Linked DNA regions of Homo sapiens: region 2 is linked to region 1. Evidence: chromatin loops called from intact Hi-C (ENCODE). Cell type or tissue: PC-3. All regions are shown on one strand. Links, peaks and the distances in the headings refer to the core of each region. The heading gives the core; the rest is flanking DNA.

The links. Peaks named below come from ENCODE experiments on the same cell type or tissue, not always from the same donor. Only the 100,000 strongest peaks of a DNase experiment are listed, where the experiment ranks them.
Region 2: a loop joins it to region 1, with 3 times the contacts of the local background. A loop is called at or near these places in 1 of 110 quality-filtered maps.

The regions. Positions count from the first base shown.
Region 1 is chr4:109,963,209-109,975,257 of GRCh38, reverse strand. It overlaps EGF (epidermal growth factor), which reads right to left. Exons shown (of 24, transcript NM_001963.6): 9 at 11,960-12,049; 10 at 10,721-10,857; 11 at 6,139-6,287; 12 at 451-555. Among named protein-coding and RNA genes, the nearest start is that of EGF, 56 kb to the right of the region's middle. In PC-3, for the core only: no CTCF peak of the experiment used is centred there; a DNase peak (open chromatin) is centred at 7,277; H3K4me3 peaks cover 1,306 bases; H3K27ac peaks cover 2,767 bases.
Region 2 is chr4:109,872,098-109,876,097 of GRCh38, reverse strand. It overlaps LRIT3 (leucine rich repeat, Ig-like and transmembrane domains 3), which reads right to left. Exons shown (of 4, transcript NM_198506.5): 4 at 3,783-4,000. Among named protein-coding and RNA genes, the nearest start is that of LRIT3, 26 kb to the right of the region's middle. In PC-3, for the core only: no CTCF peak of the experiment used is centred there; a DNase peak (open chromatin) is centred at 2,127; H3K27ac peaks cover 1,045 bases.

The DNA.
Region 1 (12,049 bases), core at 4,799-8,798:
AATGTGTCACTAACTCACAATTAACAGCACAGTCTTCTAACCTTTCACAGTTTCTGTTTTCTGTCATCTAAAATCTAGGAATGACCTATATCTTGTGATTTTTCTAAACAGAATCTATAAGTCATATAATCCAAATATCCTTTTCTGCTCAGTAAACAACAATGCAAATTTTTAAAGAAAGTAGATGAATGAGCTTGAGTCTAGTTGGTTAATGAATTACAGTGCATTTTTCTTTCAAAAACAAACTGAATTTATTTAAAAGAGCATATTAACAATAAAATTATTATACAAGAATAGAAAATCAAGACATTAAAAGCATGAGGAATTCATGCTGAAGATTTGAACAAATTGCATGGATTTTCTTGGTTTCTGGTTTTGGACACTAGCATATCAACCATGAACTGTCACATGACCTCTGCAGAGCAGTGCCTTATTTTTACAAATACCTACTTGGCCATTGGATGAACAGCAATTCCTCGTGGTTGAGAGATGTTCTCCTTAGTGATTATTTTGGAACGTTTCCCATTTAAATCACTCCTTCCAATCAGAGATTTCCTAAAATATGTGCAAAATAAGGGAGTTTGTTATAACACCTTTACTTTTCAAACAAAAATACTCCTTTCTCCTCTTTCTGAAATGCAAAGATAGGCATTCTAAACCAGCTCCTATTTCTGTTTCTCTCTCCCTATCTCTTACTCTTTCTCTCTCCCCCACCCACAAACAAAGTAGCAGCAATAAGCCCACAAATTTTATATTTGTAAACACTTTTAATTAGCATCCCAATATTTATTCCAGGTAATGAAAATACACAATGACAGGACAAGGTAAAAGGATCGTGTCAGTGGCTGGGTGAGGACATTCTCTTTATAACTTCCAATCTCCTGCTGAAACCAATGGAAGCCAGAAGCAAAGAGACTGTTATCCTCATGGGATCATGAAGACGAGGGAGACAAGCCAGCACAGAGACAGTAGGTGGAGATTTACATTGGCTTTAATTTTCTTCCATTTAATTCTAAGACAAATGGGAGTAAAATTGTCCCTTGGCATCTGTGGGGGATTGGTACCAGAACTCTCCAAGGATGCTCAATTCCCTGATATAAAATGGCACAGTATTTGGATACAATCTATGTACATTCTCCTGTACACTTTAAATCATCTCTAGATTACTTATACCTCATGTAATGTAAATGCTATGTAAATACAGTTATAAGTTATTGGTTTTTATTTGTATTATTTTTTATGACTGTATTCTTATTTTTAATTTAATTTAATTTTTGAATATTTTTGATCCAAGGTTGGTCGAATCCTCAGATGTGGAAGCTGTAGATAAACAGGGCCAATGGTACTGAAATATTACTTGCTAATCTTTACATTAAATAACCCAATGGAATCTGGCAGGGTAGAAAATTCTTATTTCCTGATTTTTCTATTTATTTGTCAAACAAATATTTACTGAGCACCAACTGTGTGTCAGGGATTGGTCTAAGCATTGGAGATACAATAGTAAATAAAGCCCTGTCTCTGTCCTTATAGAGCTCATAGTTCAACAGGAACAGAGGGAGAGAGAGGCAGAGGTGGGAGGGGAAGAGAAAGGGTTAGGTGGACTGGACGGGGAGGGGAAGAAAAGGTGGAGGGAAAGGGAAGGAGGAGAGGTCGGGGGAAGTAAGAGGGGAAAGAGGGAGAGGGGATTATAACACAGCAAATGAAAGCACATGCTGAAAAGAAGGATGTAAAGAATGTAATTGGAAGACTCAGGGAGGGTGACAGAGTGGGTAGCCCAGCCAAGCAGGGATCAGAGAAGGATTCCTGAAGATAATAACAAACGAAGATGAGAAGCAGGCAGCCAGGCAAAGGTGGGTGGGGATGGAAAGAGTACCCTAAGCAAGGGAATGTACATATACAAGTTCTAAAGTACAGGACCTAAAGAATGTGGGGCAGTTATACTTGCACTTTAGAAAGTTTGCTGTGGCTTTAGTGTGAAAGGGCGAGGCAGGCAGGAGATGACGGTGAGGAGATAAAACAGTAGCAGAAGAAATGGAGAAAACTGGATGAATTTAAATGCTAAACATGACTCTATAGCATCCCTGCCCCCTTCAGGAGCAAACAAGGGACGATCAGCAGCTTCTTGCAGCAGGTGGGACCACAGGCAGACAGGATATAAATAGGGCTAAGAAGAGCCTCCCTTTCCCAATGTACTGCCTGCTTTCCCTGTTTCCCTGCTGCAAACCAGAATATATAACCACCTTTAATTCATTCAATAAACATCTGTTAAAGGCCTCTCACCTTGCTCTTGAGGGCAATGTCTGCATGAAACAAGCCTGCCTAGAAACACAAGGTAGGGCCATTCCCTCCTCCCGGTTTTACAGAATGCTAAGGAGACCTTCTCTGGTGGCTGGTTCACCAACTATTTTCTAGGTGCTGTGTAGGGAACAGGACTACATGCACAGTGCTCTATGCACAGGGCCTTATTCACAGGCAGTATGCAGAAGAGAGGTGAAGGTAAAACTGGCTCAGTGACTATGCTGGGTTGGAAACACTTTGCAAACTACCAACTAAAGGCAGTGGAGAATTTGAAACCATTTCTACTCCAGTGCCACTTTAAAAAGATAATTTTACTCCCGGATGAAGTGGTCATAAGAAGGATACTGCTGGGTGGAAGATATTTTTGAACTTAATGTGTCAAGTTCTGTTCTCAGACACAACTGTCACTGTGCCTCTTCCCTTGGTGGGAGGGAAGAAATTCTGAGGCCACTTGCTTGTGACCAGGGGAGATGAAACTGTCACTTCTGATCTCATGATGATCTCTAATCATCTTAGAGATGAGAGACATCATCTCTAAATTCTGTTTCGGGCAGGAATTAAGTGATGAGACGAGAACGACATAAGCTCCTGACTGTGCAGCTGTCTCAAGGCAAGATCGCTGGAATTTACTTTTAAAGCTCCCCCAAGGTGTTCACCTAATATACTTCTATTTGATTCAGCTAGAGAGCAAATCTCAAACTCCAGTGTTGGTAGTGAGAAACCAAAGACCAGCAGGGATATTTGAGTTCATGGGAGTTCAAGCATCACCTTTAATCTAGAGGTGTGTCCTTCTCTCTCTAACCATTATCTAATTGTCCCAGTGTCACTGAGATCCTCCAAGAGAAAAACTCACCCTCCTTCTAGGGTAAGAGGTGTCCATCAACAACCCTAGAAGAGTGATTTTTTTTTTTACCTCATATTAGTTTTTGTTACCTCAAAAGAATGAATAAATAGATAGCTTATATTTTTACCTTCTTGATTCTTTACTAGGCAATTGACTTTAGGAATCAGTATTCCTTGATACTAAATAACAGCATTACCATTGGAATTTTCAATGTGCTTCCTTCCTACATTTAGATGTTAATTTGAATCTGTCTTTTCCTAGGCCAAAAAGGAACTGCAAGCATCCCACTTTGCCCCTTTTGATTGGCTAAGAGTTACCATGTGATCTAATATTATGAGATTGGAATCTCAGTTATTTACATCCAATTTCTAGGTAATATCAAGGTTTCCAAACCATAAACCTCTCATTTCCAGATAAATTAAAGGTTTTCTTTTAGCAGCTGCCTTTAGAGCCAGGAGGACTTAAGAAGGGCTTGTTATTACTGAAGCCAATGAACTGGGGAATTTAGGGTCTGATTCTCCAGGAAACAGTGGTGCCTGTCTATCTCCTGAACGCCTTGCCTCTGCAGTCGGTACCATGGTGCTATTAATCAAACACTGTTAAAATTAGAGGTCCCTTGTGAATGTGGGGAAATATGAGAAGACTTGGCATCCTTAGTGGACCCGAGAGTGGTTGACATCTGCCATTTTGATCATCGTTTACCCTCCTGAGAACAACCATGTACAGCTCTGTTATTATACACAGCCGACATTTAAAATATTCTTTTAAGTAGGTTCAACACAGAGGAGGTCATTATTATGATTTTTATAATTATTACAACTGAAGTTGATTTTAATTTGTCACATGACTCTGAGTCAACCATATGTTAAATCCACACTGGCTTGGGGCGGTGGTACATCTTTATGACTATTAAGAGAATATGCTTTGCAAATGGCCATCTTTGAGTTCCAATTACAGTTCCACATGGTACTTGTTGACTGCTTGACCTTGGGAAAGTTATTTTACCTCTCCAATTATCAATTTTCTTAATCTTTAAATTGGAGATAACAAAACTTACCTTTGGGGATTTAATAGTGTCATGGATATAAAGCACAGTATCTGGTGCATTGCAACTATTCAGTAAATAAATACTCAAATAATAAAGAAATGAAGGTATGATTAGATGAACAAATGAATGAATGAAAGAAAATATGCTCACCTTGGATGTAAAATGGCCATACTATTGATAACTGATAACCATATCATACAGATAAACAAATCAACAGATTTTTTTTTTTTTTTTTTTTTTGAGACGGAGTCTCGCTCTGCCACCCAGGCTGGAGTGCAGTGGTGCGATCTCCGCTCACTGCAAGCTCCGCCTTCCAGGTTCACGCCATTCTCCTGCCTCAGCCTCCTGAGTAGCTGGGACTACAGGCGCCCACCACCCGCCCGGCTAATTTTTTGTATTTTTAGTAGAGACGGGGTTTCACCATGTTAGCCAGGATGGTCTCGATCTCCTGACCTTGTGATCTGCCCACCTTGGCCTCCCAAAGCACATCAACAGATTTTTAAAAACCTGTTTCCCATGGATTATCCTGATAAAAAGAGATATTTCTAGGACACAAAATGCCTACCCCCAAGCATAGAAACCCATTCATTCCCTGGGACTTCTCCCTCTGTGTTGAAACTGCTGATTTCACAGAGGTTAAACCCTCATTCTCCCTTCTTTTACTTTTACTTGGTTGCTTTGGTACCAGATGTTCAGGATGGCCACCATTTCACTTTCTGGCTTTCCGTTACTCTGAGAATATATCTCAGAGCACATTGCATCTCTAGTATTATTTTGTGAGGGGTCTATCGTTAGCAGCTTCTCTTATAGTTCTGTAAGGAAGTGGGATCTCATTCGCACGCAGAAGGGATACAGCCATTTCCTTCCTGCTTCCTGCCATTCAGTTCTGAGGTTCACGCAGGCTGCATACACACCAAGTACAGTAGCCCTTCCTGCAGCTCTGAGAGTGGGGTTTCACAACTGCACTCTGGTTCTGTTTTTTCCCACCGTAGGGAAACAAAGAGCATCTCTCTTATCTCATGCACTTTCCTCACAACTCCAGCTGAAGTTCTCCTCCCTCCTTCATGCTTGTTTTAACAGGGAGTCAACATTCTAGTCCAAGATTTGTCACTTGCATGCCGAAGCTCATTCCATGGCAGCTCCCTTTGGGAGTGTACACCTGTCATTTGGCAATTATTTATGTGTGGCCCTATGACATTTCTTGAACTGCTATTTAGACCAAGAATTTGCATTAATTATTTTGCTGGGGAAATATACCTTATCTCCCCAGCTAAACTAAGAACCGACTGAAAAGATGGAGCACATCTTAGGCTCCTCTGTATCTCCCATGTGACTTCGGAGAAAGTCTTATTTCCATAGCAGATGCTCCGAGAATGCTTATTGCTTATATTCAGACAGGTTTTGAGTTTCCCTGATAACAAAAGCCTGAACTACCAAAACACAGGCTACTTTTTTTTTTATTATTATATTTTAAGTTCTGGGATACATGTGCAGAACGTGCAGGTTTATTACATAGATATACATGTGCCATGGTGGTTTGCTACACCCATCAACCCGTCATCTACATTAGGTATTTCTCCTAAAGCTATCCCTCCCCTTGCCACCCACCCTCCAAAAGGCCCCAGTGTGTGATGTTCCCCTCCCTCTGTCCATGTGTTCTCATTGTTCAACTCCCACTTATGAGTGAGAACATGCAGTGTTTGGTTTTCTTTTCCTAACACAGGCTACTTTCTTGGCCTTCAAAATCCTCCCACGCACACAGATGCAATCTTGATGAAAGGAGGAAGTGGAGGGAGTGTGGACCGCAATGGTGGCCTCTTTTCTCCAATCCCAACCAAATGCCCAGCAACATTTTTCTGTGTTCAAAGTGGAAGATGAAGCCAATAGTATTACCTATCCCATCACTCCCATCTCACACAGCTTAAAACTGAAGCAGAAAACATACCCTCTGTCTGTCCAATAGAATCTACGGCCAATCCAGTCCACAGCAAGACCTTCTGGCACATCTACTCCTTCCTCAATAAGCCTTTCTCGCTGGGAACCATCCATATTAGCTCTCTCTATCCACTTCAGGGCTGTATGGGCAAAGTATATCTACAAAAGAGAACACAGGCATTTCTGATTTTTTTTTAAAACTAATGTGGAATATATACAAATGGCACTAGTCTTTAGGTTGTACAGGGTGTTAAGAGCTTGACTTTGGAGATAGGCACACCTGCAACTAAATTCGAACTAGGCTGCTTCCCAGATACGTGTAACCTTAAGCAAGTTATTTAATGTCTCAGAATCTTAGTTTCCTCATCGGTAAAATAAGGATAATAATATCAATCTTATTAGGTAGGTAGGTAGGTAGGTAGATAGATAGATAGATAGATAGATAGATAGATAGATGTATATAGATATAAATATACATATATCCTTAGCCATGTATCTGGCACATATTGCTATTGCTATTGTTATTGCTATAGATAGATAGAGAGATAGATAGATAGATCTCCTTAGCCATGTATCTGGCACATATTGCTACTGCTATTGGTAATTTATTAACCCTTGATCATTGGTCAATGACGTAGCCATCATGCTTGAACTACTGTGGCTTCTGAAAGGGGGCAATGATTTGCAATTAATGAGGGCTACAAGCTGGGCTCAGTCTGTAGCACCCCACTTCACTGCAAGTCAAGAGATACTTAGTCACTGCAGGTCAAAACTGGTTCCCAGTTTTGTCACTTATTTGCTTGATTGCTTTGGATAAATTCTTTAACCTCAATTTTCTCAACTGTAAAAATGAGGAAGTTAGACTAGGTATTTGCTAAAGTTCCTTTAGTCTCTAATCTTATATTCAATCAGATGCCACATAATGACATTTCGGTTGATGATGAACTGCATATACGATGGTGATTCCGTAAGATGATAATGGAACTGAAAAATTTCTATCACCTAGTGACATTGTAGCATTCAAAATGTCATAGTGAAATTACTTTTCTTATAAGTTTAGTGTAGCCTAAATGTTCAGTGTTTGTCTACAGCAATGTACAGTCATGTCCTAAGCCTTCACATTAATTCACCACTCACTTACTGACTCATCCAGTGCAACTTCCAGTTCTGCAAGTTTCATTCATGGTAAGTGCCCTATAAAGGTGTATCATTTTAAAATATCTCTTATGCCATATTTTTTACTGTACCTTTTCTATGTTTAGATACACAAATTTTTACTACTGTGTTACAATACTGCTTACAGTATTCAGCATAGTAACATCCGCACAGGTTTGTAGCCTAGGAGCAAGAAGCTAGACCATTAGTGATGCATGACTGTAATTTCATTTTAATTCATCCATCTTGTTCAACAGAAGATTTCTTGCCAATGCGAAGTTCTTTTACAGTCTAGTATGCAGCCTATCACACAGGTACAAGAATTTCCATAAGACTGTTTAAAAATGACCCAAAGCAATATACAGATACAATGCAATTCTTATCAAATTGCCAACATCATTCTTCACAGAATTAGAAAAAACAATCCTAAAATTCACATGAAACCAAAAATAAGCCTGAAGAGCACAGACGATACTAAGCAAAAAGAAATAAAGCTGAAGGCACCATAGTACCTGACTTTATACTATAAGGCTGTAGTAACCCAAACAGTATGGTACTAGTATAAAAACAGACACATAAACCAATGGAATGGAATAGAGAACCCAGATTTAAAGTCATATGCCTACAACCAACTGATCTTTGACAAAGTCCACAAAAATATACGTTGGGAAAAGGATATCTTATTCAATAAATTGTGCTGGGGAAATTGGAGTGCCATAAACAGTAGAATGAAACTGGACTCTTATCTCTCACCATATAAAAAATTAACTCAAGATGGATCAAACACTTAGGTGTAAGCCTGAAACTATAAAAATCCTAGAAGAAGAACTAAAAGAAACTCTTCTGGACATTTGCCTAGGCAAAGAAATCATGACTAAGCCCTCAAAAGGAAATGCAACAAAAACAAAGATATACAAATGGGAATTAATTAAACTAAAAAGCTTCTGCACAGCAAAAGATAAAATCAACAGAGTAAACAGATAACCTACAGTATGGGAGAAAATACTTGCAAACAATGCAGTTCACAAAGGGCTAATATCCAGAATCTATAAGGAACTCAAACAACCCGAGAAGATAAAAACAAATAACCCCATTAAAAAGTGGGCAAAGGACATAAACAGACATTTTTCAAAAGAAGACACACAAGCAGCCTACAAACATATGAAAAAATGCTTAACATCACTAGTCATCAGAGAAATGAAAATCAAAATCACAATGAGATATCTTCTTACACCCATCAGAATGACTATTATTAAAAAGTTAAAAAACAGCAGATGTTGGCATGGATGTGAAGAAAAAAACAACTCTTATACATTGCTGGTGGGAATGTAAATTTGCAATCCTCTAGGGAAAAAGTATGGTGATTTCTCAAGAGCTAAAAATAGAATGACTTTTTAATCCAGCAATCCCACTACTGGCTATCTACCCAATGGAAAAGAAAGTATTATATCAAAAAGACACCTGCACTTGTATGTTTATCACAGCACTATTCATATAGCAAAGTCATGGAATCAATCTAAGTGTCCATCAATGGATGAGTGGATTTTTAAAATGTGTCATATATATACAATGGAATACTGCTCATAAAAAAGAATGAAATCATTGTGAGCAGCAACATGGATGGAATTGGAAGGCATTATACTAAGTGAAATGACTCAAATAGAAAATCAAAAATTGCATGTTCTCACCTATATGTGAGAGCTGAACAATGGGTACACATGGACATACAGAGTGGAATAACAGACATTGGAGACTGCAAGGGTGGGAGGGTGCAGGGGGGTAACAGGTGAAATACTACCTATGGGAACAATGTTCACTATTCAGGTGATAGGTAAATTAAAAGCCCAGACTTCACCACTACACAATCTATCCATGTAAGACAACTGTACTTGTACCCCTAAACCTATAAAAATTTAAAATGTATATATATATATATTTTTTTAAAGATATGGGTCAGTTGATAATTTAATGAAAGCATTGTAGAATTTTAACTGTGAGTACACATGTGTACATAAACTTACAATCAATAATGAGACTATTCAGAAAATGGTAAGTCGTTAAATAATGGGTTACTCTTCTTTCTAAATGAAATAGAAAAGGTTATGTTTCATAAATACAAATAGGGGTACTTCACTCCACTGGCACTGTGCTTCTCAAACTCTAATGTGCATAAGAATCACCTGATAATATTGTTAAAATGCAGATACTGATTTAGTGGTCAGGGGTGGAACCTGGAGGACTGCAGTTCTAATAATCTCCAGGTGTTGTTGACACTGCTGGCTCAAAGATCACAATTTGAGTAGCAAGAAAATAAGAAAATTAACCCAAGAAACAAAAACCAGCCACCTGACTTAAAATTCATTCTAGGTCTCCACATTCACTTGTTGTAAGAATACTGATTCTGCAGGAATAAAACTAGTTTGGTAATAAATGAATCTTGAACTGCCTTTTTTCTATTAATTATTTTTTTCTGTTATTGTAACTGTTCTATGGAACCATATAGATTCAGGTCAGGGAAAAGAATTGTTTGCTAGTGTTCAATTGCAAAACTTTAATTTGCAAAAATACTTCTATTTGGCTACCAATCCATACCTATTAAATATAGAATCAATTGGCTTCACTTTGTTTCTTTTGGCCATTTACCAGACTGCTTCAAATCAGGAAGAAACAAAAGCCCAAAGTTTGAAAGTCTAGGAATTAATGTACCACATAGTAATAACTAAATAATTATGCAGGGTAATTAATAACTATATAAATGTATCATTATTGGGTGATTAATCTCCAAAACACACTGTAACATCATTTCAAGCACATTCTAACCTAGCACAGATACAACTAAGAAATTAGAGATCAAATGGCCAGCTGATACAGAAATTCTAAGTTACACACAAAACTTATATAAAATGTTTATGTAAATAATGTTATTAGTTAGATTGCCATTCTCACATGAGCTATAAAACTTACGTTCCCTGATTTTCATGGTTAAGAGGTCATTGAATCTCCTCCCTCAAAAGACATATGTAAAACACAAATTACTAATCCATACTTCCTATGCCCCAAACTCAACCTCCCACTCCTCTCACTACCAGCAAGTAATAAAAAACCTGGTTATGAAGCTCCTTCTATATGCATGACACTGTGCTAGTCTCCCATCCTCATCTCCAAAGAGGAAACTAAACTGAAAATCTAAAACTAAACTGTGTGATCATTTCCAATAAAACGGCTAATCGTAGCAAGGACTAGGGTAGCATTATGATGGCAAAAAAGTCCTTAAAATTTCTCAAGTGTTACTCCAATATCTATATTTAACTTGTTCTGTGCCTAATCATTCAGAACTTAGCAGAGGATTTTCAAGTAGGCCAGGTCATTTGTTAGGATAAAATCCTCTACTCTGTCCTTAAAGCATGTCCACATCTGTTCAAGTAACAAAACCATACCTTATTTTCCACAGGGTCATGATCTAGGGCATAAACCATTCCCATCTGCTGGCTGAGCAGAGTTCCATAGTCTGTTCCATCAAAATGCATGTGTCGAATATCTTGAGAATTGGCAAACAGCAAAAATGGTTGTGGTCCTGTTAACCAAATTTCAAATATGGCTGAATTTAAAACGTGCCTTAGAAACTAAGAGGCATCTCTGACTCTTCCCTTTCACTGTACCTTTTTACCCAATTTCTACAGTACTTGTTTTCTTAATTTCCCTCTAGTGTGGTATAGGTGAAGACAGGCAAGAGGATGTCCTCTTCCAGGAGGTGACATATTGCCAGAATTTCATCTCTGGTTTCTTCCCTCTCCAGGTATTTGCTTTTAAAAGCTGCTTACTTACAGAAAGAGACAGCGTTAAATAACCAACACCATAGCTAAATGATGCAAGTCTTAGGGTTATACATCTTCTTGATTCACACATACTGAAACACTAATATTAGTAGATTGTATACTTTCATGTCCGAATAAGTAACTTTCCCTGGCCTGGGCACTTCTTAAAGGGAGGCACAATGATTTGAGTTAATAGCAAGACCCTTGATAATTTTAAGGATTTAGATTACACTATATTAATGAAGGCCCTGAGAAGTTAACAGTATTGGGGTCTCACTAGGGCAAGGTATACAGGATCATCATTACATGATAGCATTATGAGCATTATATGTTTAAAACATAATGAACCTTCAGGAGATATTAAATCAATTTGGTATAAATCTAGAATTTCCATGGCTGTTGAAGGATGCAAGAGAGGTAATATCAGAAGACAAAAAAAATAGCTGAAGCGTACAACTTTATATTGAATTTTGACATTAAAAGGACAGAATTTGTCAGTGTTATAATTATATTCAGTAGAGAGATAAAAATCAAATCAATCAACAAATACTTATTAAATGCCTCTTAACTATAAAGTGTTTTAAGACTATTCTTGTCATGACTTTCTCATATACTAAAAATATTCTATCTGATATTATGGCAAATCTTTGCCGGATGCTAATTAAGAATAGAAATAGTCTTTAAAAGCCTGGTTACTAGTTATATTGTTATTACTCATATTATTCATATTTACAATGTGATTTGCTTTTTTTCCATTTCAAAAATACAAAACCATAAGCAGTTAACTTTCCATCTTTCTAAACAAAAGATTTTCATGAATTTTTTTTCAGGGACACAGTTCCAGACAACCACAGCACTAACCTGAAGCTGCACAGCTTTTTTCATCCAGTTGTAGGTCATACCCAGGAAAGCAATCACATTCCCAGGATACTGGGCTAAGAGGAACGCAGA
Region 2 (4,000 bases), core at 1-4,000, 94 kb after region 1:
CTCACCATGGATGGGGGCAGTCTCACCATGGATAGGGAGCAGTCTCACCATGGATAGGGGGCAGTCTCACCATGGATAGGGGCAGTCTCACCATGGATAGGGGGCAGTCTCACCATGGATGGGGGCAGTCTCACCATGGATAGGGAGCAGTCTCACCATGGATATGGAGCAGTCTCACCATGGATAGGTGAGACGGATGGGTGCACCTCACCATGGATAGGGAGTCTCACCATGGATAGGGAGCAGTCTCACCATGGATAGGGGGCAGTCTCACCATGGATAGGGGGCAGTCTCACCATGGATGGGGGCAGTCTCACCACAGATAGGGGGCAGTCTCACCACAGATAGGGGGCAGTCTCACCATGGATAGGGGGCAGTCTCACCACGGATAGGGGGCAGTCTCACCATGGATGGGGGTAGTCTCACCATGGATAGGGAGCAGTCTCACCATGGATAGGGGGCAGTCTCACCATGGATGGGGGTAGTCTCACCATGGATAGGAGGCAGTCTCACCATGGATGGGGGCAGTCTCACCAATGGATAGGGGGAAGTCTCACTATGGATAGGGGGCAGTCTCACCATGGATAGGGGGCAGTCACACTAATGGCAAAGGAGGGGCAGTTGACAGTAACCAGGGCTTGATTGTGAAGAGTGGACAAGTGGCTGAAGGTTGGTGAAGGGATGCTCAGCAAGCCAGGTTTGGCCACTCAGTGGGTGACCAAAATGACCCTGTGGTGGAAATTGTCAGTGACTTCAGTGCTGAGTAATCAGTGAGTAGGTCTCAAGAAGCAACATGTCGATGTGGAATGTTGGGCCACCTGGAGCAGTGAAAGACAGCAGGCAAACTGGGGCTTGGAAAATGGCTCTAGGGACATAAAAGGAGCTGAATGGACTTGGCAGTAGCAGGCTTGGAGCTGCTTGATTGCAGAGCAATGACAGGCCAAAATGGAAGAGGAGGACCAGGAGAACTCAGAACTAAGCAGTAATGGCTGCAGACACTGTGCACTGGAGGATGTTGTAGATACAAAAGTGTGATCTTGGAGGTGGTCCAGTGAAGTCAGAGTTTCAGGTTTTGTCCATCCCAGATGGCTGCCCAGCACAACTGAGTTTTCCAGGAGGTGCAGGCCATAGAAACTGCGGTGGAGGTGGCCTACTAGGCAAATGCCAGCTAGCGATTAGTCAAGGTTGGTGGGCCAGTCTCCATGGCTATCCTGGGTGTTAACGGTGAAGGTGTCTTTCAGCAGGTAGAGAAGTCTATGTTTGGTCCAAGAGGGCATGAAGTAGTCACTGCAGATATGATGGGGCAGGGGTCCTCATAATGCTGATACAAGGTGCACAGGCAGTGCCTGGGCCCAAAGTGTGTCTGTGACGTGAAGGTAGAGAAACTTTTGTGCACGAGGCAGCTCCTCATAGACCAGATAGAGTCAAGCTGGGGTTAAGGGCTAGATGAGTGTTGCCTCTGTCCTGTGAAGATGGAAGGTGTGTAAACCCACTGGAGCACACCTAAACGTCTCAGTAGCTCTCTTCCTTCCTTTGTGGTAGGTACCTCATCCACTTTCAGCCCTGGTTGTAAGGAGGCTCATGCTGGATTGTGCTGCTTGCCAGGCCATAAACAGCCATTGTGACAGAGCACAGGAATAGCTTCTGTCACGTCTGCCTGCTCTGGGCCCAGAGTCCCACCTGACTGTGCTTCCTGGAGAAGCTTGACAGGATCTTTAAGTAATGAAATCAATCTTCCCATCTTTGGAGATAGCTGCCAGCTGTTGTATTCTTGGCCTGTGAATTGTAGACCCTTCCTGTTCAGTACGCACACCACAGCCAGGTGGCACTTTTCCTGTTGGGCCTCTGCATCAGGTGTTTGAGCAGGCTTCGAATTTCTGCTTGTGTCAAAGGGCCTACAGTAGTACCCCCTTATTTGAGGTTTTGTTTTCCACGTTTTCAGATACCCAACTTCAACCACAGTCCGAAAATTTTTAATGGAAAATCTACAAATAAACAATTCATAAATTTTAAGTTGATCTTGGAGGTGGTCCAGTCAAGCTAGAGTTTCAGGTTTTGTCCGTTTCAGATGGCTGCCAAATGCAAGTAGGGCTCTTGAGTGTTTCCAGGAGGTGTGGCTGTGAGTTGTCTGATGAAATATTTTGCCATCCTGCTCCGTCCCACCCAGGACATAAGTCATCACTTTGTCTGGAGGATCCACACCATGCACTCCCTGCCCATCAGTCACTTAGAAGCCGCCGTGGTTATCAGATGGACTGTCGTGGTATCACGGTGCTTGCATTCCAGTAACCCTTATTTTACTTGACAGTGGTCCCAAAGCACAAGAATAGTGACGCAGGCAACTTGGATATGCCAAAGAGAAGCTGTAAAGTGCTTCCTTTACGTGAAAAGGTGCAAGTTCCTGACTTAATAAGGTAAAAAACAGAAAAACAAAAAACCCTCATATGCTTCTATGAAGCGTAAGAAACCCTCATAGGTTTCTAAAGATTTAAGGTAAGAATGCATCTTCTATCCATAAGAATTTTCTTAGTCTGTTTTCTGTGGTCATAACAGAATAGACAGGCATAAGGGAGAGTCACCAGAACAGGACACTGAGTAATTTATAAAGAAGAGAGGTTTACTTTGGCTTACAATTCTGGAGGCCTAGGAGTCAAAGATCTGCCCACTATATCTGGTCAGCTTCCAGTGAGGCCTCTGCCATGTCACAGCATGGCAGAGAAGTGGAAAAGGAAGTGAGTGTGCCAAAGGGAGCCAAGGCAAGGAAGAACCTCACTTTGTAACAACCAGCTCTGACAGTTACTAACCGAGTCCTGCTAGACAGAGTGCTTGCTTTGGGATCCGAGATTAGTTCTTCCTCACCCTCGCTGTTTGCGGAGGTGGCAGCTGCTTTCTTAACTGTGTCCAGGTGGTGACTGGCAATGCCTGTGGTGCTGCTGGGGGTAATCTGGTGCACTCAGGATGATCACAGCTCACAGGCCTCCAGGTCAGCCAGGTGCAGAGTGGCAACTCTGAGGTGAGCCCCTATGATTTGGATGTGCTGCTCATGGGCTGCTGCTGGCAGCACCCAGCAGGCATTGTAGGGGGTGGTAAAGCCCTGGAGAAGCCGCACTGTCTCACTGGGAGCATGCAGAGGAACAGGGATGGCAGCAACATGCCCGTTGGTGATTTGGTGACTTTGCTAACGGCATTAGACCGGGGTATGTTGGAGAAGTCTCTTTCCCCAGTTGGCAGACAACAGATAAGCTTTCTGTGGAGAAGATGTACTTGAGCCTTCTTGGTCTATGGGGTCATGATGCCAGGACCTTTGGGGACGAGGAGCTCCTCTCCCACAGCTGAGGCTAGAAACATACCAGCTGGTGGTTGGCTCTTCAAGCCCAGGGTGTCCCCCAGCCTACAGCATTCCTACCACCCTCCTCCTAGAAGCCCACCTTCCTGTGGGACCAGAGTGGTCTTAAAAGTAATTTTGGCAAATTTTACCTGGTGGTGACCTCCAAAACAGAGGCACAAAGTAAAGATAGAAGGCAGCAACACATGTGAAAACAGAACAAAAACTGCCAGACCCACTGTAGAGTGTTCCTCAGACCTCACCCAATCTCTCGATCAGAGCCAGGCCCTGGCCACTCTCCCTTGATCCTCCTGTAGAAATGGGTGTCATCACTCATTGGCTTACTCAAATTTCATCCTCACTGCTAGTTGTGTTCTGAGGTTTTGGGTGGTCCCAGCTAGCCAGCTTCACAAGGGTGATTTATCCCTGTCATCAAAGATGAGTCTTAGACACCATCTAATGCTCAAGTAGTTTATTCCAGCAGTGCTCTTACAAGACAGAAAGCAGGAGCTGGCTGGTGTCATAGGCCGGATATAGTCAGAGGTCAGATGACCAACTGACTAGGAGAGCTTCTATTTGAGGACCGTTCTCAGAGTTTGGGAGATCTTTCCCATTTCTTATACATGTATTCAGTCTGGGTCAATTACCAAGTGTTTCTTTCATAGAGCAAGTTTA